Linked DNA regions of Homo sapiens: all the other regions are linked to region 1. The links are chromatin loops, found by intact Hi-C in ENCODE. Cell type or tissue: endothelial cell of umbilical vein. All regions are shown on one strand. Links, peaks and the distances in the headings refer to the core of each region. The heading gives the core; the rest is flanking DNA. Region 1 overlaps ARHGEF28 (Rho guanine nucleotide exchange factor 28). Region 2 has its middle 25 kb from the start of UTP15. Region 3 overlaps ARHGEF28 (Rho guanine nucleotide exchange factor 28).

What was found. Hi-C counts contacts between places; a loop is a spot of excess contacts. Peaks named below come from ENCODE experiments on the same cell type or tissue, not always from the same donor. Only the 100,000 strongest peaks of a DNase experiment are listed, where the experiment ranks them.
Region 2: it touches region 1 in a loop (9-fold over the local background); 24 of 110 quality-filtered maps call a loop at or near these places.
Region 3: a loop joins it to region 1, with 4 times the contacts of the local background. A loop is called at or near these places in 10 of 110 quality-filtered maps.

The regions. Positions count from the first base shown.
Region 1 is chr5:73,689,377-73,699,433 of GRCh38, forward strand. The region is part of intron 2 of ARHGEF28 (Rho guanine nucleotide exchange factor 28); the gene reads left to right. Among named protein-coding and RNA genes, the nearest start is that of ARHGEF28, 68 kb to the left of the region's middle. RefSeq lists an enhancer at 4,106-4,730. In endothelial cell of umbilical vein, for the core only: a CTCF peak has its summit at 4,344 (motif pointing left); DNase peaks (open chromatin) are centred at 3,035 and 4,445; H3K27ac peaks cover 1,405 bases.
Region 2 is chr5:73,586,027-73,596,083 of GRCh38, forward strand. No RefSeq gene overlaps it. Among named protein-coding and RNA genes, the nearest start is that of UTP15, 25 kb to the left of the region's middle. In endothelial cell of umbilical vein, for the core only: a CTCF peak has its summit at 5,271 (motif pointing right); a DNase peak (open chromatin) is centred at 5,295; H3K27ac peaks cover 299 bases.
Region 3 is chr5:73,788,586-73,798,642 of GRCh38, forward strand. ARHGEF28 (Rho guanine nucleotide exchange factor 28) reads left to right here. Exons shown (of 36, transcript NM_001177693.2): 8 at 5,817-5,869; 9 at 6,746-6,806. Among named protein-coding and RNA genes, the nearest start is that of ARHGEF28, 170 kb to the left of the region's middle. RefSeq lists an enhancer at 7,456-8,655. In endothelial cell of umbilical vein, for the core only: a CTCF peak has its summit at 4,330 (motif pointing left); DNase peaks (open chromatin) are centred at 4,316 and 5,456; H3K27ac peaks cover 1,167 bases.

The DNA.
Region 1 (10,057 bases), core at 2,301-7,300:
CTGTTGCCCAGGCTGGAGTGCACTGGCATGATCTTAGCTCACTGCACCCTCGACCACCTGGGCCCTAGCAAGCCTCCTGCCTTAGCCTCCCCAGTAGCTGGGACTACAGGCACATGCCACCATGGTCAGCTTTAGTCTAATTTTTAAAAGAATCCATGGCAGTTCCCTGAGTTGCAGTTGCAGAAAAAGAGAAACACTACTAAGATCAGAGAAGAAGCAGGAATTGGCAAGACTGGCAGCCAAGAGCTTTATAATATCACTTTGTGGAACCTAGGGATATATATGAGCATTGCAAATCCAATTTTTAGTCTCTAAGCAGCTTCCTGCATTCGTGCTTGAAAAGAAACTGAAGGAGCAGCACTGGAAGGCTAGTCTGTTTATTCCAAGGAGAAAAAGAAAAAACAAAAAAAAAAAACACCAGAGGCCTGCAGTCTGGTTTGAAGTCTAGGCTTAGTTTTTAGACTGAATGGTACAATAGTATTAGGAGGTGTATTTTAAGCTGGAAAGAATTGTGGTGGTGAAGCTAATGAGAAGTGCAAAAGCCTGGAAAAGGGTAAGTTAGAATCAGTGGAACCTAAGGTGTTTATTTTTCTGGCTGAAAATTCTTCAGTTAACACCACTTGGGAGCTTAAAAGTTCTGTACTGGAAATTATAAAGATATTTTTATTTTGGTTTTATTTTTAAATTAATTATTTTAAGATTTCACGTTGCCGTGAGAAAGTAGATAATTTTATTTTTAGATTATTGCTCTTAGTCTTCTTTTTCCTAGTTTGTGTGTAAAAAGAGATAGGAAACGATGCAAGGACAGCTTAAGAGGAGAGATTTTGCTTACTGGGCATTTAATTAAACTTTGAGAGAGGAAGAGATTTTGCATTTACAAGCCAATTTGTGTTTTTGCTAATGAATGCTTTTTGATTACATTTTATATTGAGTTTTCTCTACATTTTGTAAATCAAGGAGAATTATAAAACAAATACCTATTCTACTTATTTATCCAAGAGCTCCTTTTTTTACATTAATTATATTTTATTTTTGTATAAAGTATAATTGGCTGTGTGTGGTGGCATATACCTGTAATGTCAGCACTTTGAGAGGCTGCTTAGTCCTCCCTAGATCAGCCTGGTCAACATTGTAAGACTCTGTCTTTACAAAAAAAAAAAAAAAAAAAAAAAAAAGCCACGTGTGGTGGCTCAAGCCTATAGTCCCAGCTACTTGGGAGGCTGAGGTGGGAGGATCACTTGAGCCAAGGAGTTCAAGGCTGCAGTGAGCTGTAATCACACCACTGCACTCCAGCCTGGGTGAGAGAGCAATACCCTATCTCAACAAAAACAAAAGCTGTTTGTAAAGTATAATTAATGCTAGTCTTTCTGAAATATCAGTTTAGTGCTGTGAATAAAACAGAAAAGTCTTGCTTGAGAAATTGTTGGTTCCGAAGATTTTTCCATTTTTCCTCAATTAAAATGGCTTTATTTAAAATGATTAAATAACACTTGCTTATTATAAAGAATATAATAGTAAGTAAAATTATTAAAAAGAAAGTGAAGATCAGTTGAAGTTCCACCTTTTTTTTTTGAGACAAATTCTCGCCGTGTCATCCAGGCTGGGGAGTGTAGTGCGATCTTGGCTCACTGCAGCCTCCACCTCCTGGGTTCAAGCAATCCTCCTGCCTCAGCTCCCAGAGTAGCTGGGACTAGAGGCATGAGCCACCACACCTGGCTAATTTTTGTATTTTTTGTAGAGATGGGGTCTTGCCATGTTGCCCAGGCTGGTCTCAAACTTCTGGGCTCAAGAGATCCACCCACCTTGGACTCCTAAAGTGATGAGATTATTGGCATGAGCCACTGTGCCCAGTGAAATTCTCCTTTTTAGAGAACTTTATTAGTATTTTGGTAAACACTAAAATTTGTTTGGCAAATGTGTACACACACACACACACACACACACTCATGATATTTCATAAGGAATTATACGGGAATGCTGTTTTTATTATAATGGACAGGACCCCATTTCCCCTCACCCCCATTTTATAATTCCCGTTCCTGTACTCTGAGCTAACCCTTAGAGTCATCTCCTGCAGGGGTTCTTAGCAGCATCAGCATCCCTAGGAACTTGCCAGAAATGCAAATTCTCAGACCTCATGCTGGACCTACTGAATCAGACACTCTGTGGATGGGGCCCAGCAATCTGTGTTTTAATAAAACTTTCAAGCGATTCTGCTGTGTGCTAAAGATTGAGAACCATGGACTTAGTGCAAACATTTTCATGTTCTTCTGTATTCATATATACATATACAAGCTTTAGTAGAAGGATCATATTATGTGGACTTCTGTATCTTTTCCAACTCAGTGATACTTTGTATAAACTCCTATAAGCCATCAGACATAGCTCAAACTCACTCTAATTAATGAATAGGTATGGGTCAAGCTCATTCCCTATTGATGGCCATTCACTTTGTTTCAGTTCTTGGCAATCATGAACAATTATTCACCAGACATCCTGTCCATATGTCCTTATATGTTGATACTTTCATCTCTATGGGATAGATTCCTAGGAGTAGAATTGCTGGATGAAGGGCATACATATTTTAAATTTTAGTGGATTGCTTTGCAAATGAGATCTAATAGTTGACATTTTATTCAGCAACTTTCAGAAATATTTAATGTCTATTTCTTTAGCTTTAATAACTGATAATTATGTAGCTGGGGATTATGTTCTCATTTTCATTGTGCAAAGAAAGGAGGGATGTTAAATTTTGTATGTTGATTAAGTTGGTGAAGGGTTAGAAGTGTCCTTTATTTCTCCCATTTCTCAAATTCTGACTAATATGAGCATCTATTAGTCAGAATTTGACTAATCCGTGGAGATTTTTTTTAACATCTGCAGAGGGTGCATGTGTGAGACTGTGTGTGTGGGCTCTTGCTCCCTTCCACCCTTCTGAGGTGCTGTGCAGACATGTTAATCATAGCCACTGACTGAGAAGAGTGTAATCACTTTTTTCTCTGGAGGCTGCAAATTGTATAACCATTTGGGCAGTGGGAGTTTTTTGCTTCAGTAGCTTGTTTCCAGCTGGATCTAAGATACTTCGCTATTCCCTTAGCATTTTATGTTTATATTATTCTTTTATTCTGAGTCACTGTCTCCTGCTGTGTTTGGTCCCAAGAATGTTGGTTGCTGCTGGGCTCATTGTGGGTGTTGAAGGTATAATCTGATGTCTAGAGGTAGTGGGGGAAACTCTATCCTATTCAGCCTTTTCTAATTTCTGGATGTTGGTATAGCTTCCATGAATACTTGGTGGAGCATGCTCCCCTTGGTCCCAGCCTTCTGCAGGGAGGGCCGGAGGACAGGGCCCAAGTTGTCTGGATGGACTCTTCCCCAGCTCAGGGAAGCAGCTTCTTATTGAGGTAGTAAGTGACTTGGTGGCTTTGTTCTGGGGTCACCCAGCAGGGGCCTTCTTCCGGATCCCTGCAGATTCCCTGTGGCTTTTGGGTCCTGTGGAAGGAAATCCTGTCCTCCAGACACTGCCCTTCTCTCTTGGTGGCCCTCCATCCCCCAGTGGGCTACCTATGACTGGCCTCATGCCCATCAACTCGAAATATTAGTCTATGAGGGCATCTTGGGGACCTTTGCCTGGGCACCCTCACTTTGCTGATGAGGAGATTAGTCTCCAAGAGGGAGATTGACTGGCTTGACTAAGTTAACTCAGCTGGTTTGACACTCTGGATTTTAAAATGCTCTATTAGAAGTCATAAGAATAATTTTTTTTGACTCAGAAAATTTGTTAGTGGCAGATCCCACAATAAGCCTGGGGTTTTCCGACCTTCACTGGTAACGACCTTCCCCACTGCTCTGCCACATCTCCATTTCCTCATTGACCAAGTACTCAAAGGCACCATTTTATCCTTTCCTGTCCTGCAACTGCCTTTGAGCTTTCTGACATGAATGGGGCTCCTTCATGGACCTTAAATTAAAGGGTCTCTCTTTTCTTTTATCTCACTAGAGGATGCTGCTGGTAACTATGTCTAGGCAAGCCCTGACCTTCTGAAGCTCATTTGCTCACAAGAAGCCAGACCTATTAATTGATGGTCATTTGCTCCATTCAGTTCTTCCCAGCTCAAAATAATAGAAATTTTCATTAGCTCAGGTGTCAGAGGGTGGTAGGTAAGGGTGTCTTTCAAAACAGGTTAGTACAGCTAAGTCTAGCTTAGCCAATGGAATCGGGCAGGGCTTTTGCCTGAATGCAACTTCTAGATCACGTGTTTACTTTGTGCAAATTTGTTTTTAGCGAATTATATTAACTTTACTTGTGTCTTTATTTAAAACACAGCAGCATGTGCATCTCAGAGGATTGCCACCTGCTGGGGTGTTTCTGCCATTGTCAGTTAATCTGTGCTCCCTGAAGTTGGTTTTCTTTGCTGGCTTTTGTTTTCTACTAACTTAACTTGACCTTTTCCTATCCTCTCTGAATGGCCTTGCTTTTATCTCTTTGCCTTGTCTCCTGTTTTCCTTCTGAGGGGGCAAACAAATTCCAAAGCAGCAGTTCTAGCCATAGAGCAAAGAGAGGACCATGGTAACTGTTTTACCCAGCCTGGCCAGCAGCCACGAGATGTCAGTTCCTGGGAAGTCTGAAGCTCCTTAGCTGCTGCAGGAGATTGCTTGGTAGTTCTGGCAGGAGCAGAGAGGAAAAGCTTCTCAGACTTTAGCAAAACCTTTGACTTACAAACATTTTACAAATCCTCCATTAGCTTCATCCCATTTCACATTTTGAAAGAAACAGTTCCCTCTTCTCTCAATACAATGCCACTTTATGGTGCCCCCTCCTACTGTCACAACTGAGATGATAAGCTTCTGGGGAAAGGCCCAAAGGTGAATATACAACTACAGAAGACCACAGGAAGAGTCAGCCTAGCACCCAGCTTTGAAGAAATTTCTTAGTGGGTGTGAGTTTCAGGTCCGTGGGTAAGTAAGTGCCAAGTGTGCTTAAAGTCTGATGCTGCCTCACTTCCTGTATTTCAGTGACAGCTCCCACAATTTGGGTGGTGTGCAGCCTGTATTTTTAATAAAGAACTTGAAGTAGCCGATATTTTTGTTCTGTTTGAGTTTTTAAAATGTTTTACCATCTAAGTAAGGATTTTAGGCATGATGGAAATGGGTTAGAGTTTTCTCTGGGAGAAGCCTCAGTAAAAGAAATAACGTGATCCAGGTAAAATGTTTTATTTCCATATTCCAGAAAGGCAGCCCTTATAGAAGATGTGATTTAGCTATACTACCTTCTCAGCAGTTCCTCCTGCTTACACCTGAGGAGGGTGTGCATGTTTTAAATAAGTGTCTCTAGCTCTTGCCTTCTTTTCCTCTCCATATCTTGATGCTGTTACTTTTATCAAAACGGATCTTATGAAGGTCACTAAGTTTGCTCTTGCTTAATCTAAGGTGTTTATTTTCTCAAGTCCCCATTTAGTGCCATGCACTGTAAGAGCAGAGAGTGAGAAACAAGGTCTCACGTCCCTGCTCTCGCAGAATGCACTTGGGAGTAGGAGACAGAAAGTAAGTAGGTAAACGAATAAACAAATAAGAATTTCAGATGGTAGTATGGGTTAGGACAATACAAGGCTATGACATGGCAGAGAATTGTGTGTGTGTGTCATTAGTCTCTCTGGGATCTCCTGGAGAGCAGTCTAGTAGAGGGATCAGAAAGCACGAAGGCCCTGGAGTGGAAATGAACTTTTTGTATTTGAGGGACAACAAAAGGCCAGCATGGCCCTTGCATTGTGAGGGAGGGGAGAGGAGAGGAGACAGGTCAGAGAGGTGGGAGGGGCCAGGTCATGCCCATAGGTTGGTGGGGGAGTTGCATGATTTGATTTATGTTTAAAAAGTGTACTTTCAATGTTCGTGAACTCTGCTGGTTCTTTTTCAAGTTATCTCTTTGTCTATTGTGCTTTCCTCTCCTCTGTTGTGTGGGTGTTCCCCAGGGCCCTCTGCTTTCCCCTCTTTTTCTCGCGAGCTCATCTATTCTTGTTATTTAGACCACCACTCCTCCTGAAAGACTCCCACATGTGGGCCCTCTCGTCTTGACCTCTGCCCAGGCCTCGTCTTCCATTTCCAGCTGGCCTGTTTGCTATTATCACTCAGTTAGCCAGGATTTGACTTTAAGTTCAGACTGTTATATTTTTTAAAAGTTTTCCAAGTTTTCCTCTAAGCAACTCCTCTTTCCAACTTCCTGATTTCTGTTACCATCCCACCACTCTCCCAGGTGTCCTGCTTTAAGTTGAGTTTTTGTAATTCCTCCAACCTTTGTCCTCTGTCTTGATCAGTCATCAAGACCTGCTGATGGCCATGGCTGTCCTCTCTCTCTCCTCAGCCATTGTTCTAATTCACCTTTGGATTATTGCCCCTGGCCTCTTCAGAGTTGCCATTTTCTCAGAACTGGTGAAGACTTTATCATGTCTTTCAAGTATTATTTCCCTACATTCATCTCGCAACTCGCAGCCATATCATTTATCTGTTCTAATCAGACAAGTCCTCTCTACCCTAGTGGACTTTCCTCATTCTCTTATTTCTAGGACATCACCCAAGCTGTTTTCGTTCCATATCCAGGAATGCCACTAAGGTAGGAATGGGATGCAATATGGTATGTTGGTTATGACCTTGGATAGCTATGCATTTGGCCGTGCATCCTCTCCTGAACGCAGATTGTTACCCTTCATTACATTGCAATACCTAGTGCAGTGCCCAACGCACTGTAGGCTTTCACTAAACGTTTGTGGATTGAGTTTCTGGAGAATCATTGAGGGGAGGCAAGCTTGCTCTCTGACCCTTTATAGGAGCATTCCAGGCAATGGCTGTGGTCATTAGGGGGAGGGTCCCATTGACAAAAGTGTTGATAATTAAAGATGATTTGGGGTCACATATGTAGGACTGCAGAAACCCTTTACGCCATAAGCTCCAGCCATACCCTTCTGCTCTCAGTTCTTCGTGAATGCCATGCTTCTTCCTGGCCAGGACCTTTGTATGTGCGGTTGTCTTCACCTAGCATACTCTTGCTTCCTTCCCCTTTGTATAATTGAATTCTTACTCATTTTCCAGATTTCAGCTCAAATGTCACATCCTTAATATAGTCCTCTAGACATTTTCTATTTTGAGAGAGTATTGTTGTTATTGTTTTGTTTAGTGTCCCTTCTATTGTAAGCACCAATACAACAGAGACTCAAACATTCAATTAAAATTTGTAATTTGTCTTTATAAACGAATATTCATTTTCAATCTAATTTTGTTTTTATAATTTTATTCCTTTTCTGAAAGGAAATCCTTCCAATGGCATAATCTTCTAGTGGACAATTGTTTTTGTCCACTGATTTTCCAACACTAGTTTAGTGCTTGGCATGTATTACATAATAAATATTTGTTGAATTAGTACACAGTTCTAATTTAGTGCCATTCAATAAACAGCGGTTGAGGCTCCTCCTGGAGCACTCTTTAATTTTGTTGTTTGCTTATTTCTGTACTGTGAGTTTTCCCAGCAGGTATGTGACCATCACTATTTTGGGACTGGGACTGTCATTTGAGTTTTTGTATTCCAGCTGCACGAAGAGATAGAGAGATGGTCCAGCAGGAAGGTGCTGTCATCATAATCTTCAGTAAATTTGGAGGTTTGGGGAACATGTCTCAGAGTTTGAAACTTAACATTTTTAAGGTACTATATGGAATATGTAAACATTATGCAATAAAAAATTAAGGAAGTCTTTTCGAGGTAGACAATTCCTGGCTGAGAACTAGAACTTAACAGGAAGTTTTGTTAAAACTGTAGGGAATGAAAAGCTTACTTTATCAGACAGGAAGTTCCTGAAGAATCTCCTAACTCAGAAAAGATTATCTGTGAACGATGTCACATGAACTCTTTTTACCCCCTTCTTTAGCATTCTTTACTTAGTATCTCCCAGCACTTATAGTTACTGTAATTTGCATCTTTGAAAAAATCATTATGTTAATCTGTTTTCCATTACTTATAATAGAATACCTGAAACTGGGTAATTTATAAGAAACAAAATGTATATCTTATAGAACTAGAAGCTGGGAAGTCCAAAGTTGAGGGGGCACGTGTAGTGAGAGCTGCCTTGCTAGTAGGGACTCTCTGAAGAGTCCTGAGATGGCAGAGGCCATCTCACCTGAGGGGCTGAGTGTGCTCACACGATAGCTCAGGTCTCTCTCCCTCTTCTTACAGAGCCACCAGTCCCCCTCCCACAATAACCCATTAATCATGAATAGATTGACCTATTCATGAGGTCTCTGCCCTCATGATCCAATCACCTCTTAAAGGCCCTACCTCTCAATACAACCACATGCGGATTAAATTTCAACATGAGTTTCTGGAGGGGACATTCAAACCATAGCAACCATGAAGTTACTACCTTAGTTGATTAGAGCATCTCATGGTGCCCTACAACATGTTTTCACACATTAGCCATTTCATCAGAACCACACATCGTTTGGCAGTGGAGATGAACATGGTGATGTTAAGTGACTTGCCCCATGTGCATTTGTATGTGCATTAATTCACATGACAGATTTTAAGTTTCAAATACTAAGTGAAATACAGGCAGGGGCAGATGCAGGTTTTGTGAGGCCTGAAGATTATGCCATTGGAAGGATTCCCTTTCAGAAAAGGAATACAATTATAAAAATAAAATTAGATTGAAAGTGAGTATTCATTTATAACGATAAATAACAAATCTTAAAAAGCTGGCAAATTCCATAAACGTAACATTTCCAATTCAGATTCCTCTTATCCAGGTCCTGAAAATGCCCTCAGACATTCCAGTGCCACCCAACAGGAAGGAGAGTGTGTCCGAGGGGAAATTGAATGGAAAGAGAAAGCCAGCTTAACAAATTGTAGTTAAAATACCCCACCCCTTACCCTGCATAGAATACTTTTAATTTCTCTGTAACATCATCCACCAAGAACACTTTGGATAAACATCAAATTACAAGCTAATCTTGTGATATTCTATGTTGTTATTGTTGCTTTCCTCTGATGGAAATCTGGTGACCACCCCTGATTTGTACAGGTCAAATTTGATCCATTTTGAAAAGTCTCTTGCTACTGCAGATTAGAAGGAAATGACTGTATGACCATTTTGCTTAGGGTCTTCCCTAAGCATTGAAAGACGTCTTTGGGAGCCTTGAAGCTTCATTAGTGTGATATGGAAAATCTGCCTCTGGTTTCTGAGTTTTTTTTCAAAGATGGAGGAAACTGGCTGCCCTGCCCTTGAGAATTCGCTACTGGGGAGGCAATCGCATCATTACAGAAAGTGATTATGTGTGATAATTGTGATAAGTGTTGGATAAGAACATGCTGAGAATGCTCCTGAAGCCACAGGAGAGGCAAATGGACTGCAGAGCCTGTGTAGGAGCTGGGTTCACAATGGAGACTGGAATTAGCCGGGTCACAGGCAGGTGAAGGGTGGTCCAAGGAGAAGGCGTGGTCTGAGAGAGGGTGCCTGCACTGGTTGGCACCGGCTGACTGGAGGGGAGGGTTGCTGTGAGCCTGGGAGAGGAGGCTGGAGCCATCACACTTCTGGTGAGGGCAGTGCTGGCATTGGAACCCATGTCTTCAGCCTCTACCTGCATCACCACATTATATGATGGTCCTTGTGTTCTCCATGTACTTATACTTAATTTTGCGAACCCTTTTCTTTGAGTGTAGAGAAGAACATCAAGCTTTGCTTACAGATGGTGGAATTATTGGTGGCAGAAGAGGCAGCCCTAGTTTCTCCCCTAGAGCTGTGTGTGTGTGTGTATGTGTGTGTGTGTGTATGTGTGTTTGTGTGTGTGTGGTGGGGTGGGGAGTGCAATTTCTGAATAACCGTGAAGTTATGGTCATGAAAGGTGGCCCTGATGTGGGAATCTTTTGAGGTGCATGGCTAGCAAGGTTCCATGTTTCCCCAGGGACTTGTCTTCAGCCCTTCCTTCTTTTGTGCAGATCAATAATAAGGGGAATCGAGAGAGAGAGAGAAAGAGAACGAAAGAGAGCGGGGGGAGGGGAGAGAGGAGAGAGAGATTGATT
Region 2 (10,057 bases), core at 2,990-7,989, 100 kb before region 1:
ATAACTGGCATAAAGAGGGTTAGAGGGCATGATGACAGCCCTGATCATCTTCAGGTAGATGCTGGGTGTGAGGGAGGGAGAGAAGTGAGCTCTCCCCAGGAGCTTGTAGAATTCTGGGCACCATTCTTCACACCTGCCACACAGGTGCTGTGGCGGGTGATAGAGGGGCAATCACTTCTACAGAAACAGGAAAACAGATTAAGTTCACTCCAGATACCCAGTTTGTAAGTGAAAAACAAACAACAACAACAACAAAACAGGATTTGGATTCACGTAGTCTGTTTTTACAACCTGCACCATTTATCATTGCTTGAGACAGCCTCATCCTCATTCTGCTCTCTCTCTTCCTCCCATATTCAAGCAGTTTTCAACATAACCCTCAGCTGCCACATCCTAGATGTCCTTTTGTTTTTCCATTCCCATCGCCATCTCTTTGTGGCCCCAATTCCTTTGGACTTCTGCAGCACCCTGCCTTACAGCTCCTCCAGCTTAGCAGTCCTCCAGTCCATCCTCCGTATCATGGCTAGAGTGGTCTTCAGAAACATTTGATCTCATCACTCCCTGGAGACAGTCTATCACAGTGTCAGGGGGAATTAAAAGGACATGGTGGCAACTGAATGGAAGTGATAATGTAGGAGGTGAAACGACCAAACCCTCCTTCCATCCTTCGCTTTAGCTCAGGCAGCTTCCACGTAGAAGGGTCTTTGGCTTGAAATACTTATGATGTTATCCTCGGTTGGAAATTTGGTTTTTTTGGAGATCTTGATTCTGATTCAGAGCCTGTCGCCACTTATTTTTTCAGTCGATGTTTATTCCTCAACTGTTTTTGCATCTGTTTACACAGTTCAAACATCCAGCCACTCTCCACTCTGACCTGAGAACATAGAGGCAGGGATTCCTGCTGGGTCATTGTGCTTTTGGTACAGAGTTAAAGTCTTGAGCAATTTCTCCTAATGGTTTTCTGTTGTTTTTGCTTTTGTTGTTGTTGTTTTTGAGACAGGGTCTTGCTCTATTGCCCAGGCTGGAATGCAGTGGTGCGATCATGGCTCATTGCAGTCTCAACCTCCCAGGCTTAAGCGATTCTCCCACCTCAGCCTTCCGAGTAGCTAAGACTACAGGCCCACGCCACCACTCCCAGCTAATTTTTTTTTTTTTTTTGGTAGAGACGAGGTCTCACTTTATTGCCCAGGCTGGTCTCCACTCCTGAGCTCAACTGACCCTCCCACCTTGGCCTTCCAAAGTGCTGGGATTACAGGCATGAGTCACCGTACCTGGCCCTACTAAGGGTTTTCTAGTGATCTTAAAATTAATTAAAATTAAGAATTCAGTTCCTTAGTCACTTTGCCACACTTTGAGATGGCTGAAAATAGCCACATGTGGCTTGTGGCTACCATATTGGACAACACAGATACAGAACATTTCCGTAATTGGAGAAGTTTCTACCAGACAGCCTTGGACCTTTGGAGAAGTGCAAACTCTTTCTTTCTGGAGACTTGAGTCCACTTCATTGATCTGGTCTGAAGTACTCATCTGGCAGCTACTTTATCTGCCAACGCAGCCACTGGCTTGGTCCTTCCTGGCTCTGGCCCATCTGTTTCTAACTTAGTTCCCTGGCCCTGACTGCCCCAGATCTGCCCCTGAGTTTTCTTCCTCTCACTGATTCTTGCTCATAAACTCTTCCCATGGCTTGATTCTTCCAGCCCTGTTGCTTGGCACCAGCTCCCCAGGCATTTTCTCTAGCAGCTCAGGGTCTGAGGAGAGGTCTTTTAGGACTGCCATCCATGTGCTACCTCCCCTGACCAGGCTGGAGGAGAGGGACCTCACCTCAGTAGTCTTGGGTGATGCTGAGGCAGCAACGTACTTCGTACACACACATTGGCATTCTTCTGTTTATTCATTTAACAGATGTTTCTAGGCCATAAGCTGTGTGCCCTGAGGTCCTTGGGCTGTGATAACATTGGGGAATGAAGCAGCCCTCTGATGTCTTGAGACTTCTCATGTTGAGGATAGCCACCACCATGCCCTGGAAGCTCTCACCACTCTAACTAGAAATGCTTAACTCACATCCTCTCTAAATAGAGTACAGGCAGCTGCACACTGAAACTGAGATTGAAGAGGATACAGTGAAACAGCAGGGTGAGTTCTAGGCAAACTGTGGCCATTGCAGACTTTCTGTTTTCCTCAGCCTCCTTGCTGACACCCTACCACCCTCAATGGCTGCCCTCCTCTTTTTTGGAGGAATACCTAATGCTTGCAGAATCGTCAGGCCTCTCTCCCTTCTTCTTCCTTCTCTAATCAAAAGAGGGAATCCCCTGAATTATTTCCATTATAATGTGTCTATGTTTTAGTCAATGCACTGAAATGTAAGCACTGTGACTAACGGTGGACTTTGTTTTTGAACATGAACCAGGTAAGAGAGAGTTGGGAGGTGGGGAAGAGAGTTTCTGCTTTTGAAACTCAGTAATGTTTATTAAAAAGCCCAGCCCTCAACATATACTTGCTTTTGATAATTTTCTTTACCTTGGCAGGGAGAGAGAAAGGGAGGGAGATTGAGTTGAAAAGCTTGAGACTTTCCCTGAGAGAGATCTTAGATTTTGGGGAGGTCGAGTAGGGAGGGAGCAGCACAGTTGGGACTATGGAAAGACCATTCCCAGTGGCTTCCAGGGATAGAGAGAAGCAAATGCCAGCATAGTGAGATCTTCCTTGCTCTCGTTTGTCTTGCCAAGCTCCAACCTACATTTTTATTTTGGTCTTACATCCCAATAATCCCCAACAAGATGCATGTACTTTGGCCAAAATGGATTGTTCCTTTAAAACTTACTAGTTTCTCATTTTAGTTAACAATATAGTTTTAAATAAACAACATATGGACCGGGCATAAAATTCTAAAGTGCAAAGTAGACAGTGATAAGTCTTTCTCTCATCCTTTCCCCTAGTCACCCAGTTATCCTATCTGGAGGCATTTATAAACATACACTTTTAGATATATATCTGAATAGGTATAGATATATCTCTATATAGATTTTCCCCAATGTAATTGAAGCATAATATATATAATGCTGTTCACGTTGCTCTGTTTTTTTTGTTTGGAAAAAGTAATAACATACTGTAGCTATAGTTCCCTATCAGTACGCATAGAACTGCCTCAAAAAATACACACATAGAAAAATTTTCTGACAGTACAAAGCAGTATATATAATAGAGTAAAAAAAAATCTCCATTCCTTCTGGATCTCAGCCCACTTTCTTCTAAGGTAATGTCTTATATTATGGTTCTTCAGGGAAACAGAATGAATAGGAGATTATATATATATATATAGTCAGATTATATATTATATATTTTATATATATATATTATATATATATATATTAGCCGGGAAGTTCCATGATTTGCCACCTGCAAGGTGGAGAACCAGGAAAGGTGGTGGTATAATTCAGTTCAAGTCTGAAGGCCCGAGAACCAGCAGCTTTGGCATCCAAGGATAGAAGAAGATAGATGTCCTGGCTGAAGAAGAGAGAGTGAATTTGTCCTTCCTCCACATTGTTCTATCCAGGTCCTAACAGACTGGATGTTACACTCCCACATTGGTGAGAGATCTTTACTCAGGGATCTTTACTCAGTTCCCTGATTTAAATGCTAATCTATTCCAGAAATATCCTCACAGACACACCCAGTAAATGCTTTACTGGCTATCTGGGCATCCGTTAGCCCAGTCGAGTTGACACATGATACTAACCATGACAAGGCTCTTACCAGTTTCTTAAACGGCTGTAATAATCAAAGTTCAGTTGTCCTAGAAATAGAAATCTTCTAGGAAGCTAAAGTAGACGGGACTTAATACAGGAAGTAGGTCCTTATGAAATCACTGGAAGGGCTAGAAGAATAGGGATAGGAGGGAGGGAGTGCTCCAGATGGAGCCACTGTTCAAGAGCATGGCTCCAGAGAGCAAAAAGCTACTGCTCCTGCCATCATGAAGCCAGAGGATATACCCTGGCAAGCTGGGTCACTTCATCACAATTGCATCTCATTCCCCATCTCCTTTCCTTGCTTGCTGACAGTAACAAGCAGGAAGCTGGCCTTCCGCTCATTCCTGACTTTCATATCATGTTAGTATATCTAATTGGAGGAGCCCAATTTTGCATCCAGGGCATTATCTGGAAAGGAATGTGGGAACTATGGCTTTTAGCTTTCCAGCTCTACAGTTTTGAAGACATCCTAGAAGGAGGATAGAGCAGAGGAGGATGGAGCAGAAGGTAAGAGAGCCAATCCACACAATATTCTCCCCCAAATATTCTACACATCTTTAACCATGTGCATGCACAACCTCACTTCTAAACAAATGAGATCACACTATACCTCTGTTCTGCATTTCAGGTTTTCCACGTATTGTGTATTAGTGGTTGATCCATCTCAGTACAGACAGCTCTACATCATTCTTTTTTATGCTGGCCTCCTATATTACTATACAGCTGTGCCATAATCAGTTTAACCAGTCCCCTATTCATGGGAATTTAGGTAGTTTTCAGTCTTTTGCAGTCACAAGCAATTCTGCATTGAGCAAGCTTTTGCCTAAGTTTGTGTGTGTTTTGAGGAGTATGCTAGAATAAATCAACATGGATTATTCTGACCCCAGAGAACAAGACTTTGTTTTCCCACCCCAAAGTCTTTGTGTGGTAATGCCTCATCCCTGCTGCTCATCTTCATCTACAAGGGATGCTGTCCACCCTGGAGACCTCCTTCTCATGCATACACGGTACTTAACACTCCACAGAGTACCTGATAACTGCACGAGAAGCTGTGATTAGTCCAGTTCTGCACATAATGACACTGAGGTGACGTAGAAAGTTTAGGTGACTTGTCCAAAGTCACACAGTTGGTTAGTGGCAGATTTGGGATTTGAACTCAAGCATCTGCTTCAAGAGTACATATTCTCAACCACTACAGGAATAGCATCTTATTTTCTAGAAACATAGAGCAAGTCCTTAGTCACCTTTGTGTCTTTGACTTTATCCACAATAAACAGCTGGTAGTAAATATGTGTTGAATGAGTAAATGAATTCTTATCGGATCTAGTTGGCAATTTATATGAAAACAGCAGTTTTGTTACTATGCACAACATGAAATTATTATTATATCATTTTGCCTGAGACACAACTCAAAGCAAAGATGTTTCTGGAAGCTGCCCTTCTTGTCCATTGAGAATTTTAATCAGGTAAAATTGAAATCATGCATTAGACAACCTACCTCAGTTCACCATTAGTCCACCAGGTGGCAGTATTATCTTGAAAAACCACAAGAAGCCTGCTTTCTCCCCAGCTCTTCCCCTGAATTGGTGTTTTAGAGTCATCAGAGTTGGCACAGAATAAACCCAAGATATTTGGTTATTACTGTGTTGACAAAGTAGCTTTGAAAGTTCAATTATAGTTATTAATAGATACCAGAAATGTGGAAATAAAATCTAACCAAGGTTCTATTTCTTTTTTAAATTGGTATATACTCTTTGTACATATTTATGGGTGGCGTGTGGTATTTTGTTGCACCCATAGAATGTTTAATGATCAGGTCAGGGAATTTTTTTTTTTTTTGAGAAAGGGTCCAGGTCCACACTGTCGTCCAGGCTGGGGTGCGGTGGTGTGATCATAGCTCACTGCAGCCCTGAACTCCCGGGCTCAAGTGATCCTTCCACCTCAGCCTCCCAAGTAGCTAGGACTACAGGTATGCATCACCATGCCCAGTTAATTATGTATTTATTTATTTTAGAGACCAGGTCTCGCTATGTTGCCTAGGCTGGTCTTGAAATCCTGGCTGCAAGCCATCCTCCCCAGGAGGCCTCTCAAAGTACTGGGATTATAGGTATGAATCACTGTGCCCAGCAAGTCAGGGTCTTCTGGTATCCATCACTTCAAGGATTTATCATTTCTATGTGTCGGGAACATTTCAAGTCTTCTCTTCTAGCTGTTTTGAAATATACATTGTTGTTAACTATAGTCACCCCACTCTGCTATTGAACATTATAACTTATTCCTTCTATCTAATTGTATGTTTTTACCCATTAACCAACCTTTCTTCATCTCCCTATCCTCTCCCCTGACACACCCTTCTCAGCATCTGTTATATATCATTCTACTCTATCTCATGTGATACTTGTCTTTCTGTGCCTGGCTTATTTCACTTAACATAATGACTTCCAGTTCCGTGCATGTTGCTGCAAATGATGAGTTCATTCTTTTTAATGGCCTAATAGTACTCCATTGTGTATATATAGCACATTTTCTCTATCCAGTCATCTGTTGATAATCACTTAGCTTGATTCCATATCTTTGCTATTGTGAATGGTACTGCAATAAACACGGAGTGCAGGTGTCTGTTTAATATACAAATTCCTCTTCCTTTGGATAAATGCCCAGCAATGGGATTGCTGGATTGTAGGTTAGTTCTATTTTTAGTTTCTTGAGACATCTTCATACTGTTTTTCGTAGTAGCTGTACTAATTTACATTCCCACAATAGTGTATATGAGTTACCTTTTCTCCTCTGTTATTTCTTATCTTTTCAGTAATAGCCCATTCTGACTGGTAAAAGATGATAAGTCAATATGGTTTTGATTTGTATTTCCCTAATGATTAGTGATGTTGAGCATTTTTTAACGTATCTGCCCATTTGTATGTCTTCTGTTTATTCATGTCCTCTGTCCACTTTTTCCTGGGATGATGATGATGATGATGATGATGATTGTTATTTTACTGTTGAGTTGTTTGAGTTCCTTGCATATTTTGGATATTAGTCCCTTGTTGGATGAATAGTTTGCAAATATTTTCTCCCATTCAATGGATCATCTCTTCCCTTTGTTGATTGTTTCCTTTGCTTTTTAGTTTAATATAGTCCCATTTGTCAATTTTTGTTTTTGTTTCCTGTGCTTTTGAGGTCTTAGCCATAAAATCTTTGCCTAGGCCAGTGTCCTGAAATGTTTCCCCTATGTTTTCTACTAGTAGTTTTATAGTGTCAGGTCTTATGTTTAAGTGTTTAATCTGTCTTGAGTTGATTTTGTATGTAGTGAGAGATAGGGGTTCAGTTTTATTCATCTGTATATGGTTATCTAATCTTCCTAGCCCCTCTTATTGAAGAGGATGTCATTTCCCCCATAAATACTCTTGGAAGCTTTGTTGAAAATCAGTTGGCTGTAAATATGTAGAGTTATTTTCTGGCTTCTGTATTTTGTTCCTTTGGCCTACATGTCTGTTTTTATTCCAATACCATGCTGTTTTGGTTACTATAGCCTTGTGACAAATATGTTTTGAAATCAGGTAGAGTGATGCCTCCAGCTTTGTTCTTTTTGCTCAGGATTGGCTATTAATGATCTTCTTTGGTTCCATACAAATTTTAGGATTGTGTTTTCTTTTTCTGTGAAAAACGACATTGATGTTTTGATAGGGATTGCATTGAATCTGTAGATTGCTTTGGGCAGTACGGTCATTGTAACTATATTAATTATTTCAATCCATGAGCACGGGATGTTTTTCCATTTGTTTGTATCCTCTTCAATTTCTTTCATCTGTGTTTTGTAGTTTTCATGTAGAGATCTTTTATCTCCCAACATTCTATTTCAATTAAACTTTTCAACAATGTAGACTAATGGAAAGAACAGAGCTATAATAATCTTGGGTAAGTCCTAGCTTCTCTGGGCCTCATCTTCAACATCTGTCAAATGGGGCAAATATTACTTCTCTTGCAGGATTGTTGTGAGAATAAATACAATGATATATGAACTGTGTCTTACTTACTTACTGTGTTTTTCACATGTTTGTGATTATGGAAAGTCTACTTGCCCTGCACCAGTTGGGAGTATTTTCTTAGTTGACCTGATTACTAACATCATTTGAATCACTTGGATAAGGGTTAAGTTAAAGTTTTCTTTTTATGTTATTATAAAGGATGTTTTCTAAATAAATTATTTACGTAAAAGAATATAACTGACTTGGGACTGACTGCTTACAAGCATTTTGAAAGTAAATGATATAATTGCAGTACATACAAGTAAGATACTGGGCTGGGCACGGTGGCTCATGCCTGTAACCGTAGCACTTTGGGAGGCCAAGGCAGTCAGATCACTTGAGCCCAGGAGTTTGAGACCAGCCTGAACAACATGGCGAAACCCCATGTCTACAAAAATAAACAAAAAATTAGCTGGGTGTGGTAGTGTGCACCTATAGTCCCAGCTACTCAGGAGGCTGAAGTGGGAGGATCACTTGAGACTGGGGAGGTTGAGGCTGCAGAGAGCTGTGATCACACCACTGCACCCCAGCCTGGGTGACAGAGTGAGACTGTCTCAAAAACAAAAACAAACAAACAAACAAAATATAATAAGATAATAACCACTAACCACTTGTTCATAAAGTAAGATGCCAGTTCCCACTCCCTCATTGGTGTTATATTAGACATTTTAAATAACGTTGTTTATGTCTCGAAACATATTTATTATGGCAGATTTTCCTTTATTTAAATTAACTACTGTGTGAGACTGTAGTTAACTACAGGTGGGAGTATGTGATGACTTAACTGAGCAGAAAGTTAAAAATATAAACTGTGTTAATTTGGTCAGGTGCAGTGGCTCACACCTGTAATCCCAGCACTTTGGAAGGCCGAGGTGGGTGTATCACCTGAGATCAGGAGTTCAAGACCAGCCTGGCCAACATGGCAAAACCTCATCTCTACTAAAAATATAAAAATTGGGTGGCAGCGTGTGCCTGTAATGGCAGCTACTCGGGAGGAGAATTGCTTGAACCTGGGAGGCAGAGGTGGCAGTGAGCCGATCTCATGCCACTGCTTTCCATATATATATATACACACACACACATACACACATATATATATACACACACATTCCATATATATATACACACACACATATATATATACACACACATATATATCTATATACTGTGTTAATTTAATGAGAGTTGGCAATTTTCTACAAGCAGTGTTATGAGGTATTGGACTCATATAAAAAATATATTCATAAAGTGGTTCAAAATGTTTAAAAAACACGACTTAAAAATACATGAGTTAAAAGCAATTTTTTGTTTGTTTTTTAGATGGAGTCTTGCTTCTTTGCCCAGGCTGGAGTGCAATGGCGTGACCTCGGCTCACTGCAACCTCTGCCTCCCGGGTTCAAGCAATTCTCCTGCCTCAGCCTCCCAAGTAGCTGGAATTACAGGCACGTGCCAGCATGCCCGGCTAATTTTTGTATTTTTTTTTTTTTTAGTAGAGATGGGGTTTCACCATGTTGGCCAGACTGGTCTCAAACTCCTGACCTCAAGTGATCTGCCCGCCTTGATCTCCCAGAGCGCTGGGATTATAGGTGTGAGCCACTGCACCTGGCCAAAAGTGATTTCTTTATAGGAAAAAAGTTGAAAGCAGTAGCCAGACTTTCTTTTACTGTTACTCATTTAGAATAAAATATTTTATGTCTCACCTGCCTCACCCATTCTTTTTTTTTGAGACGGAGTTTCCCTCTTGTTGCCCAGGCTGGAGTGCAATGGCCTGATCTTGGCTCACTGCAACCTCTGCCTCCCAGGTTCAAAAGATTCTTCTGCCTCAGCTTCCCTAGTAGCTGGGATTGCAGATATATAATGCCACCATGCCCGGCTAATTTTTTGTACTTTTAGTAGAGATGGGGTTTCACCATGTTGTCCAGGCTGGTCTCAAACTCCTGACCTCAGGTGATCTGCCTGCCGTGTCCTCCCAAAGTGCTGGGATTACAGCTGTAAGTCACCGCACCCAGCCTGCCTAACCCATTCTTATCTGCCAGTGGGAGTAGATGTAGATTATAATAAAGATTGAGAAAAAACAAAATAGACAATTCACAGTGAAATTTATTGACAGTAGCATATGTGAATTTCCTCATTATATAATTTCTAATATAAGACTATGAGTTTACACGTGATTCTTTACTATAAAATTATTACCCATAAACTTAAACATAACTCAGTGGTTTGATTTACTTACCTTATGAGTACATTGCAAGTTAATTAAGGTAGCATAAGTCAGTAATCATTAAT
Region 3 (10,057 bases), core at 2,143-7,142, 99 kb after region 1:
ATACATTTACCATTTATTAAGTGGAACTGGACCACCACAAAGGTCTTCATCCTTGTTGTCTTCACATTGAGTAGGCTGAGGAGCAGGAGGATTAGGAAAGGGTGGTTTGTCTGCGTGTTTTATCAAATTGTCAAAAAATCTCCAAAAAAATTACCAATATATTTATTGGAAATAATCCATATAAAAGTGGACTCATGCAGTTCAAACCCGTCTTGTTTAAGGATCAACTGTATAATGATTTAGAGCTTCTGTGTAATTGATAATTGCAACCAAATTTTGGGGCTGAGGATACTTTCTCTCCATAATTGAATTCTTTGCTTTAGAGATTTCTATGGTGGGCAGGGGTGGGGGTTCAGGAGATGTAAAAATCTGTATCATAAAAATTTATCAAACATGGAGTTATATGATTCAACAATTATACTCCTAGGCATATACTTAAGAGTAATGAAAACATGTATCTACACAAAAACTTTTACTTGAAAGAATGTTCATTGCAGCATTATTAATAATAGACAAAAAGTGGAAACAACTCAGATATCCATCAGCTGAGGAATAGATAAACAAAACAAAGTAGATACCTCCTATCTATCTATCTACCTATCTATCTAATGGAATACTATTTGGCAGTAAAGAGGAATGAAGTACTAATACATGCTACGGCATGGGTGAATCTTGAAAACATTATGCTACATGAATCCAGTTTCAAAAGACTACATATTGTGCAATTCAATTTATATGAAATATCCAGAATAGGCAATTCTGTTGAGACTGAAAATAGATTAGTGGTTGCCTTGGGCTGGGGTGTGGAAGGAGGATGGTGAGGTGGTTGGGGAGAAATGTGGAGCGATTGCTAATGCGTGTGGGGTTTTCTCATTGGAGTGATGAAAATATCCTAAAATTGATTATGGTGATGGTTGCAGAACTCAATATACTAAAACCCATTGAAGTGTATACTCTAAATGGGTGAATTGTATAGTATATGAATTATACCTTAATAAAGCTGTCATAAAAACATATATGGGGGAGTATATACCAACATTTAATGGTAGTTATATTGATTTTTTTGTTTAGTTTTTTTTCCAAGTTTTTATTTATTTTATTTATTTTTTTGATACAAAAGACTTTATTGCAGCATGGGCTTCATGTTCACATTGGTTCTCCTTGCCCAGCAAGTCCCCCAGGAGCCTTGTGAGCAGCTCAGATAGATGCTGCACACACACTCAGTTTGTGTCACAGCTGAGGAACCCCAAACTAAGAAATCCCAAATCTTATAAGGAGACTGCTAGCAAGCCTGCCCAACCCTTGCACTGGAAGAGGCTGTTATCTTTACTACCCTGGTCTGAAAACAAATCTGCCTTCATCCCCAGGGGAAACACTATTTCTCGGTTTCAAGACTGTTGGCCACAAAACCATCCTTCAAAAGATAATCCGGTAGAAAAGTTTTCACAGTAAGAGTAGGCACACCATGGAGAATGGCCTGCAGCAGTCTGGTGTTGCAAGAGGGCTACTGTGGCTCCAAAATCATTTCTTCATTGAACTCTATTCAGACAAAAAGAGCAATGGAAAAAGATCCTTTTGCCCTGCAACTTTTTTTTTTTCTATTAGTGATAGAAGCCTTTTTTGGAGAGGTGCCAGGAAAGTTTCTATTAAGACTCTGGCCAGAATTGGATCATATGTTAACCTCCAGACAAAAAAAACTGTGTAAGAGGAGGGACTTCTCCACTGTCTTAAATAATTACTTTTGTCTTTAAAAAAAGAAACACAAGTAATTTAAATGAAAAAAAACCTGTATTTTAAAGAAGATGTCTTAAATTCTTTCTGAAACAATATAGAATAGAAATATAAAAATGATATGCCAAGGAGCACATTTTGGAGTTGCTTGAGGCCAAGGATTTCTTCCATCTTGGTTTCTTCTCCCCAGCTGCTGCTCAGTAGGGACCAGTGGAGCTTGTTGAATTGAGTGGAATGTTGGGCTCTCACTCACTGATAAGTCTCATTTTGATATTTCTGTAAATAAGTGCCTCATTGTTGCTCCCAGTCCATATTTATACCGAGCAGGCAAAATGAAAGTTCTTATTAGTAGTCCCACTTTTAGGAAAAAAAAAAAAAAAGGAATAACTGGGATATTGAAACAAACTTTCAAAGTGTGACAACAGTCTCTGAATTAAGAGTGGCAAGTAGTCTCTCAAGTGCCTTTGCCATTTTAATTCTCTGGCCATTGTGAATTGAATTTGTACACTAGGATAAAACATTGTAGCAACACATGCAGGTGCAGTAGTTAGTAGTGAAACAGCAATACTTACTAAGTGGAGAGGAAAAGGGTTGGCTTTTGGACTTACAGAGCTGGAAGGGTGGGAGGAAGTAAGGAGAAAAGGATTCATCTGTCTATGAATCTGGCAGTTCAGAAGTTGTGATAAAATAGCGCCAGTATTGGAAGTGTTTCAATTAGTTAATTCTAAAAAGTAAACAACTTTTCCTTCTCTGTCCTGATCCACAGCTTGTCTAACCATCCACCACATCTTGTCAGCTATGTATATTTTGGGCCACCAGATGTAGGTGGAGATGAGAAGCATTTATTCAGCACCTGTTAAGTGCAAAGCACCCAGCTTGGTGCTGGGGATACAAGGGTTGAGCGGAAATCGATCTGGTCCCAGCTCTCCCAGAATTTACAGCCTATTGAGAAAAAAAGATTCATTCAAAGACTATGAACTACCCACCATGTATGCCAGAGAGGCACAGAGGCTGCTATGAACACTACCATCAGGGTGTTTTTCTGACATTTGTGGGGGCAGGCAGAGCAAACTGAGAGCATGATCCTGGTTTTCCACCTGTGCTTTTGACACTACCCTGTAGATGTAAGCCAGTGGTGGACTTGGTTGTTAACAAGACAACACTGGTGGTCTGGCTGCGTCTGACCACGATTCTTCTGCCACATCCAAATGGTGATTAAAATCAGAATACTGAGCATCCTGTGTTTTTGGTTGTAAGCTTTTTTATTTGCTTAAGTCTAGACTCTGTGGTCTCATTTGCAAAATAAGACAGTAAGACATGTGCATAGAGGTGAGTTTTTTAGGCGAATCTGTTTCTTAATGAGACACTGGCATGAATCTTACAGCGACTTAACCCTGTTCACTGGTGCAGTGTCACTAGTAAACATAAGTCTTAGAGATTATCTCTTGTTCCATTATAGTTTGGCAATAACAAAAACCATGTTTATCAAGTTTGGCAAGTCTGATTTAGAGGAGTAATCCTTACTTCTGGGTGGGCTTGAGGGCAAGATTAATAGGCCTTTAAAACAGAATAGGTAGAGTTACTGATACCATTATCTGCTAAAGGTTGCTATAGCAATGAGTGGTTTGATTGCACTGTGTAATTGGTGGTACAGTGGGTTAGTGTAAAAGGATCCTACTAATTTAACAGAAACTCTCCTAGAGCAATTTAATTAATCCATTAGAATGAATGCCAAATTCTTTGAAAGCTCTAAGATATGGTTCTGTTTAGTTCTAGGTTAATTAAAGATACATTATTATCTGGAATCAGCACAGTATCACTAATATTTTTAAATGATTTTTGGATAAAGACTTTCTACATTTAAGTTATTTTTTAAATGATGAGGTACAATTTTTAATGAAGACATATATTTTAATATAGTTTGTGGTACTTGTTCTGAAGTGAAAAAAATTGCACTGGACTACACGGAAAAACGTAGGCATGGCAAGCTATAAAAACTAGTTCACTGGCCTTTTGAGAAGGGAAAGGAAGCTGGAACCTAAATGCACTACCAGGTGTGAACACATCCTCTGTAACTGCAAACTTCACTAACAGATGAGATTGCCTTTTCCATTAGCAATCTGGATAAAATGTGTACTGTTCTTCCGAATAAATGCTGTATGTACAGAATTCTTTAGGAATGCAATATAATGATCATTTAAGAGTTTATGGCTGAGATGACTTTAAAGGAATGAATGTCCTAAAACAGGCAAAGTAAAAGGGTGTGACTCTTGATGTCTGTGCAGATGTGTCTGTTGAAACTCTGGTCCAGGTTATCCTTCCCTTCTTTTTTTTTTTTTTTTTTTTAACGCCTTTGTGGTTTCTTTCCTACTTATCCCAATTTTTAGTGTTTGAGTATATGAGTTTCAAAACCAAACCAAATCCCTACTGTACACTTATAATGTGCCAAATACCATGGTAGGTGCTTCACATCAATTTTCTGCATCTATGTAGTGGGACAAAAATGCTAATTTTAACTATGTGTTTTGGACTTTGGCACTTGAAAGCAGGTCCTTGAAGGGTGAAATTAGCCCATTTTGACATTCCTACCTCTGGCAATGTTACTCTGCTGCCACCTGGAGGCCTTCTGTGGGATGTGCATTTAAAGGCCGGCAGGGATGCTGTGTACACAAGCTGCCTGGGCTGGGTGTCCACTATGATCTTGTCCTCATTCCCTGCTGAGATCAGTTGACATGACCACACAAAATTGGGGTTATTACTTTGTTCGCTGGTTATTTCCTTGTTGGTTTAATCATAGAAGCTAATATGCATTATAAATTCAAGAGCAATATACTATTGTGGCATGCAAATGTAGTATTACTTGCTTTCTGCAAAGCAAATTCAAAGTTATTGTTGTCCAGATTTTTAGAAACACAAGACAAGGATTGTTGGTTTCTCTGCTCCATCCTGATCTTATTACTTATAGCTCCATCCTTGTAATTTGTCATCTTTATTATGATTTGTCATGTAGAGCCATATAAATGAATACCTTATACATTTTCTAAGCATAAACATGGATGATAACTCCTAGCATTGTTGCCCAGAAGTGAGAAGAGCTTGAATAAATCCACCTGCAGATTTGGGGCATTAGATAAATTAATAGGAGTGACAAAACGGAATAGGGAAGGTCTAGGTAATGAACCTGCTGGAAAACTTCAGGCGTTTCCCCAGGATTAGCATAAAGCAGGGCTGTGGGGGAAGGGATGTGGAGATTCCAGAAAAGGAGTGAGACCCCACAATGTTGTATGTTAATGCAAATCTGGGGTAGAGACTTTCAGTCATATGTCCTTGCTAGGGATATCGAGTGCTTTAATTTTCCCCAGGCCCAAACCTGTTCTTGGTGGTTATTTCGACAATAGCGGCTCTTGTTTAAGGGCAACTGAGTATTTGGGAACAGAACCAATCAATTAAACCACAGATAAAAATGCTGCCTTGGGTGAACCTTTTTTTTTTTTTTTTCTTCATCCCAGTACATCCTGACCACTACTGTTTCCAGGAAACCCTTTATTCAGAAAGAGGACACCCGGTGTGCCCGGGGCTGAGGTTGGAGCTGAGGGCTATGCTGGTGTTCTTGACCTTCAGTGATGTGTAAGGAAAAGCCAGACCTCTTATATAATGAATTACGCTCTTTTAAAACATATTGAAATCTGTGGTATTTGAGGAAATAGACATGTGGGATTTCCTCAGGTGGGTACGAGTCACGTCCTTACAATCTGCTATTTTGAAGAACTTGCGGTAGTGAGCAGCCTTCCTTTGGAATCAAGGGCATTTATTTATTTAATGATAATTTTTTCCCCTTCAGGATTTCCTGTGAGAGCTCCTGGGCTTGTTTCCATCTTAGTCCACACAGATAATACCAGAGTATGGACAGTCGGGTTATTAGACACTCTGCTCTGTGGAGAGCTGATTTTTAAGAGGCCTAATCTAAAAACCTATCTCTGTGCAGAAGGCTCCTGGGCAACTCATTTACACTTGTCAGCTAGTAGTTGTTGTTCTTCTTAACAAAAGCTCCCATCAGCAGATCCTGATAATTATTTCTTTTGCAGAGATTAAGAATTCAGTGTCCAGCAGATCAGCAGCTGAAAAGGAAGATATAAAGGTAATGAATGACTCCCTGCTTCTTTCTTTGCACGTCTTTCCATAAAGTAGAAATGAAGATTTAGTGGTAATAAAAATGTTTAAAAAACACTAAAAAAAGGATGTGCCCCAAGTCACTTTCAGAATAATGTGAAATTCTGTTTTCTTTTTCTTTCTTTTTTTTTTTTTTTTGAGATGGAGCCTCGCTCTGTCACCCAGGCTGGAGTACAGTGGCACGATCTTGGCTCACTGCAACTTCTGCCTCCTGGGTTCAAATGATTCTCCTGCCTCACCCTCCTGAGTAGCTGGGACTATAGGCGCCCACCACCACGTCTGGCTAATTTTTGTATTTCTAGTAGAGATGGGGTTTTGCCATGTTGGCCAAGGTGGTCTCGAACTCGTGACCTCAGGTGATCTGCCCGCCTCGGTCTCCCCAAGTGCTGGGATTACAGGCATGAGCCACCGTGCCCAGCCCCATTTTCTTTATCAAATTCTTAATCCCTATTCTTTATAACCAAACCTAGCTATCTTTCTGAGTTGTAGTTGTATATGCAAGATGATTGAATACATTCTGCAAAACAAATTTCTACTTGAAGTTTGATGTTTATAGATATTTGACAACAATGTGATTACAAGAGTAAATGTGGGAGATGTCCTCTGAGAATAAAATAACCTGTGTACAGCTTTCAGGTGTGTTTCAGCTTGGGATAGATTCATTACTCACTTTTAGCTGTTAAATAATATTAAGTATAAGACTAGTTTTCTGTTTACATGTGATGATACTTGTAACATGTTTTCATTGATGCTTTCCAAGGTTGTTTTTCTAGTTCACAAAAATAAACATTAGTGTAGCATATATGTAATTTTTTAAAAATCCACCTGACTTTATCTCTTCCAGCGTGTCAAAAGCCTGGTGGTTCAACACAATGAACATGAAGACCAGCACAGCCTAGATTTGGGTATGAAATAACGCTTTTACCTATACTCGTAGGGGCATCCCAGATCCAGGTTTAGAGTGGACAAGAAGCAAGTAAATTTTAACATAAAATATTCCTTCCTGGTAACCTTATCTATTTCCTGAAACGCATCCAGATAAATTTTATTTGTAGGATCATTTGTAATACTATGACTCTAGAGGTTGAGACTCCATTTACAATCTAAAAAACAAGGCAATCAAAGCTTTTCCTGAACAGTTTTACTCTGAGCCAGAAGCTGGCTCTGGACTTGTCATATGTTCCCTTGTTATTTCTGTGAAGTAGGCACTACCAGTCTCAGGTTCAGGTGAAGCAGTTGAAGCACTGGTGGAGAGTAGATGGTGGAACCGAGACTCATAACTTCATTCCACCTGGCCCTAGAATCTCCAAGCTTACCAAAATCCCATTTTGATGCCCAGTGGGGTCCCCTTGGAGCTGAGCCTATGTGATCTACACTGCTGAGCTCAGGAAAAGACCAGATGTTTGTTCTGGGATTTGAGTCTGATGTGAGTGTCCTTTCAGAGGAACCAGGTGTTCCTCCACCCTTGGCAAGGTAGAGGTATTTCCTCCCTCTGACCTGGGAATTCTCATCTGATTACAATATTCTGTTTCACAACTCCCTGAGGACCCCTTCCTAAATCTCCTCCCAGGTACTCTCTATTTCTTCAAGGCTAATTTGGACCCCAGCCCTATCTCTTGAGTTACTTAGAGGTGAATAGAGCATAATGAAGCTAATGGGGTGTTTGAAGATACAGGCTGAGCTATCAGCAGAGGCTGAGTTTGGGCACCTGGATGTCTGTGAAGACCTCTGGGGCTGACAAGTGAGAGGCAGATGAGCACGAACCACTCCAGTTGGTTTCCTCTGGTTCTGTGAAGCTGAGGCATCTCACACACCTGGAAGGCACACATGGGCAGGACAGTCTTAGAAGTTGCAAGGGGTGAGGTGTTGCTGATGGTAGTGACTGAGGGCTCAAGCTGATGTGAAATCAGGAAAAGCTAAATCAATGCTCAGAGTGAGATTAATGGAGAAGGTGGGTAACCCACGGGGTCACCGTGAGCCTACACGTGCATGGGGCTCCCTGGAGGCTGAGGGAGTGTGGTTGGTATGCTGTGCCAACACACGACAGAGCAGTTACAACCATTCGGAAATCATGCTGTGTAGAGCAGAGCAAGGAGGAAGCACCCTTGGTGTTGGTTGATGGTGTTGCTAGTAGCTTGGCCACATGCCAGAGGTGGTTTCCAGGATCTTGCTGCATGTGGCCCTACTGAAATTGGAACAGAAATTTAGACCCACACTAAGCAATATACACGTCCTTAATATTTTTGCTATTTAAGGTAAGAGTAATGATTTACTTACAGAAGAGGGGAAGAGGAAGGCAAAAAGAGAGCAAACATCTCTGTATAGATGGCTGTTGTGGGCCACTGATGTCAGGGCCATTGCTGTTACTCACGCACACAGGATGTCTCAGCTACAAATTGCATCATGCTCCTGGGAATGTTAGCTTTGAAGAATGTTTGCTAAGATGAATTGCTGGGGGAGGGAGGTAGGCTACTAAAAGTATTAAACACTGAGACGATCTTAATTTCAGGTTTTAAAAACTCACTCTAGTTTCAAACTTGTAAACTTGTGAGCAAGAAGCATGTGCTACGGAAATTGTAGTAGTCTGACCTCGTCTGAGTGTTTTGTCAGTAACATCATTAAGTCTGTGAAGGATTTGAGAAAGATAAATGAGCACAACTTTAGTCCAGTGATTTATGAAAAGGACCATGATGAGTGTTTGTTGTGCTAGCATTTTCTTTTTGGTTCATTTAAACTTTTTGAATTAATAAAGTCCCCTGAGTTTTTGCAAAGGAAATTATAACAGATTTTCAAAGAACCTGAGAGAGAAGGGGACAGCAAGCTGTGAGCAATAGTCAGATGGTCAGACACAGTCTGGAATAGGAAATGGGCTCTCCCTGGAGGCCACTTCAACACTCTTTTGTTATTTGTTATCTGTTATTTTTTATTTTTTGAGATGGAGTTTTGCTCTGTTAGCCAGGCTGGCATGCAGTGGCGCCATCTTGGCTCACTGCAACTTCTGCCTCCTGGGTTCAAGCAATTCCCCTGCCTCAGCCTGCCGAGTAGCTGGGATTACAGGCACCCATCACCATGCCCAGGTAATTTTTGTATTTTTAGTAGAGTCGGGGTTTCGCCTTCAAACTCCTGACCTCAAGTGATCTGCCAGCCTCGGCCTCCTAAAGTGCTGGGATTACAGTCATGAGGCACCACATCTGGCCTCTTTTGTTATTTTATAAGTGCTTTATTCTGCCCAGTCTCTGAGGAAATGCTGATAAATGGTGTGGGATAAACACATGATAAATGCTGATAAATAGATATGTAAGTCTTTGCTGACTTGTATTATTCAGAATTGTGTGGTGTGGATGTGGCCTCATCAGTGACACAAGTGCTGTTCCAGTGGCACCCTCTGTGCTGATGGACACATTTTATAGCTGTTCTATCCAGTGTAGTAGCCTGTGGCCACCTACGTCTATTGAGCATGTGACATGTGACTGAGGAATCGGATTTTTAATTATCTAATTTTATTGTATTGGACAGGGCAGAACAGAGTAAGTTCCCTTTGTGGTGGTGTTTTCTTTCTCCTTCTAGAAGTGTTTTATGCATTTATTGTTTTCTATTTTTTTTAAGTTGTTGTGGTACATTGGAGATGTATATATTTTTAGGGTACGTGAGATGTTTTGGTACAGGCATGCAATATGAAATAAGCACATCATGGGGAATGGAGTATCCATCCCTTCAAGTATGTATCTTTTGAGTTTACAAACAATCCAGTTACACTCTTTAAGTTATTTTAAAATGTACAGATTAGGTTGAGTATAGTCACTCTATTGTGCTATCAAATAGTAGGTCTTATTCATTCTTTCCATTTTTTTTTGTACCCATCCTTTGTAATGTTTTATTGACCTTTCAGGGCATCAAGAATTAACACTTACCATTAGTTTATAAGCTGAAAATGATGGTTGGAGAAATGTCTTGGGTGAGTAACAACTGGCAAGCTCATCCAAGCCGGTGCCCCAGAACCAGCTCCGCAAGGAGCTGACATCTATGTCTAATGCAGGACTTATGGCCCCATTCTCTGCAGATGCTGTAAGGGGTCGGCATTTTGTCGAAGGGGAGAATCATCAGTTGAAGGGCTAAGATCTGCTTCTGTTGCTATCATAGTGCAGAGTGGGACTCC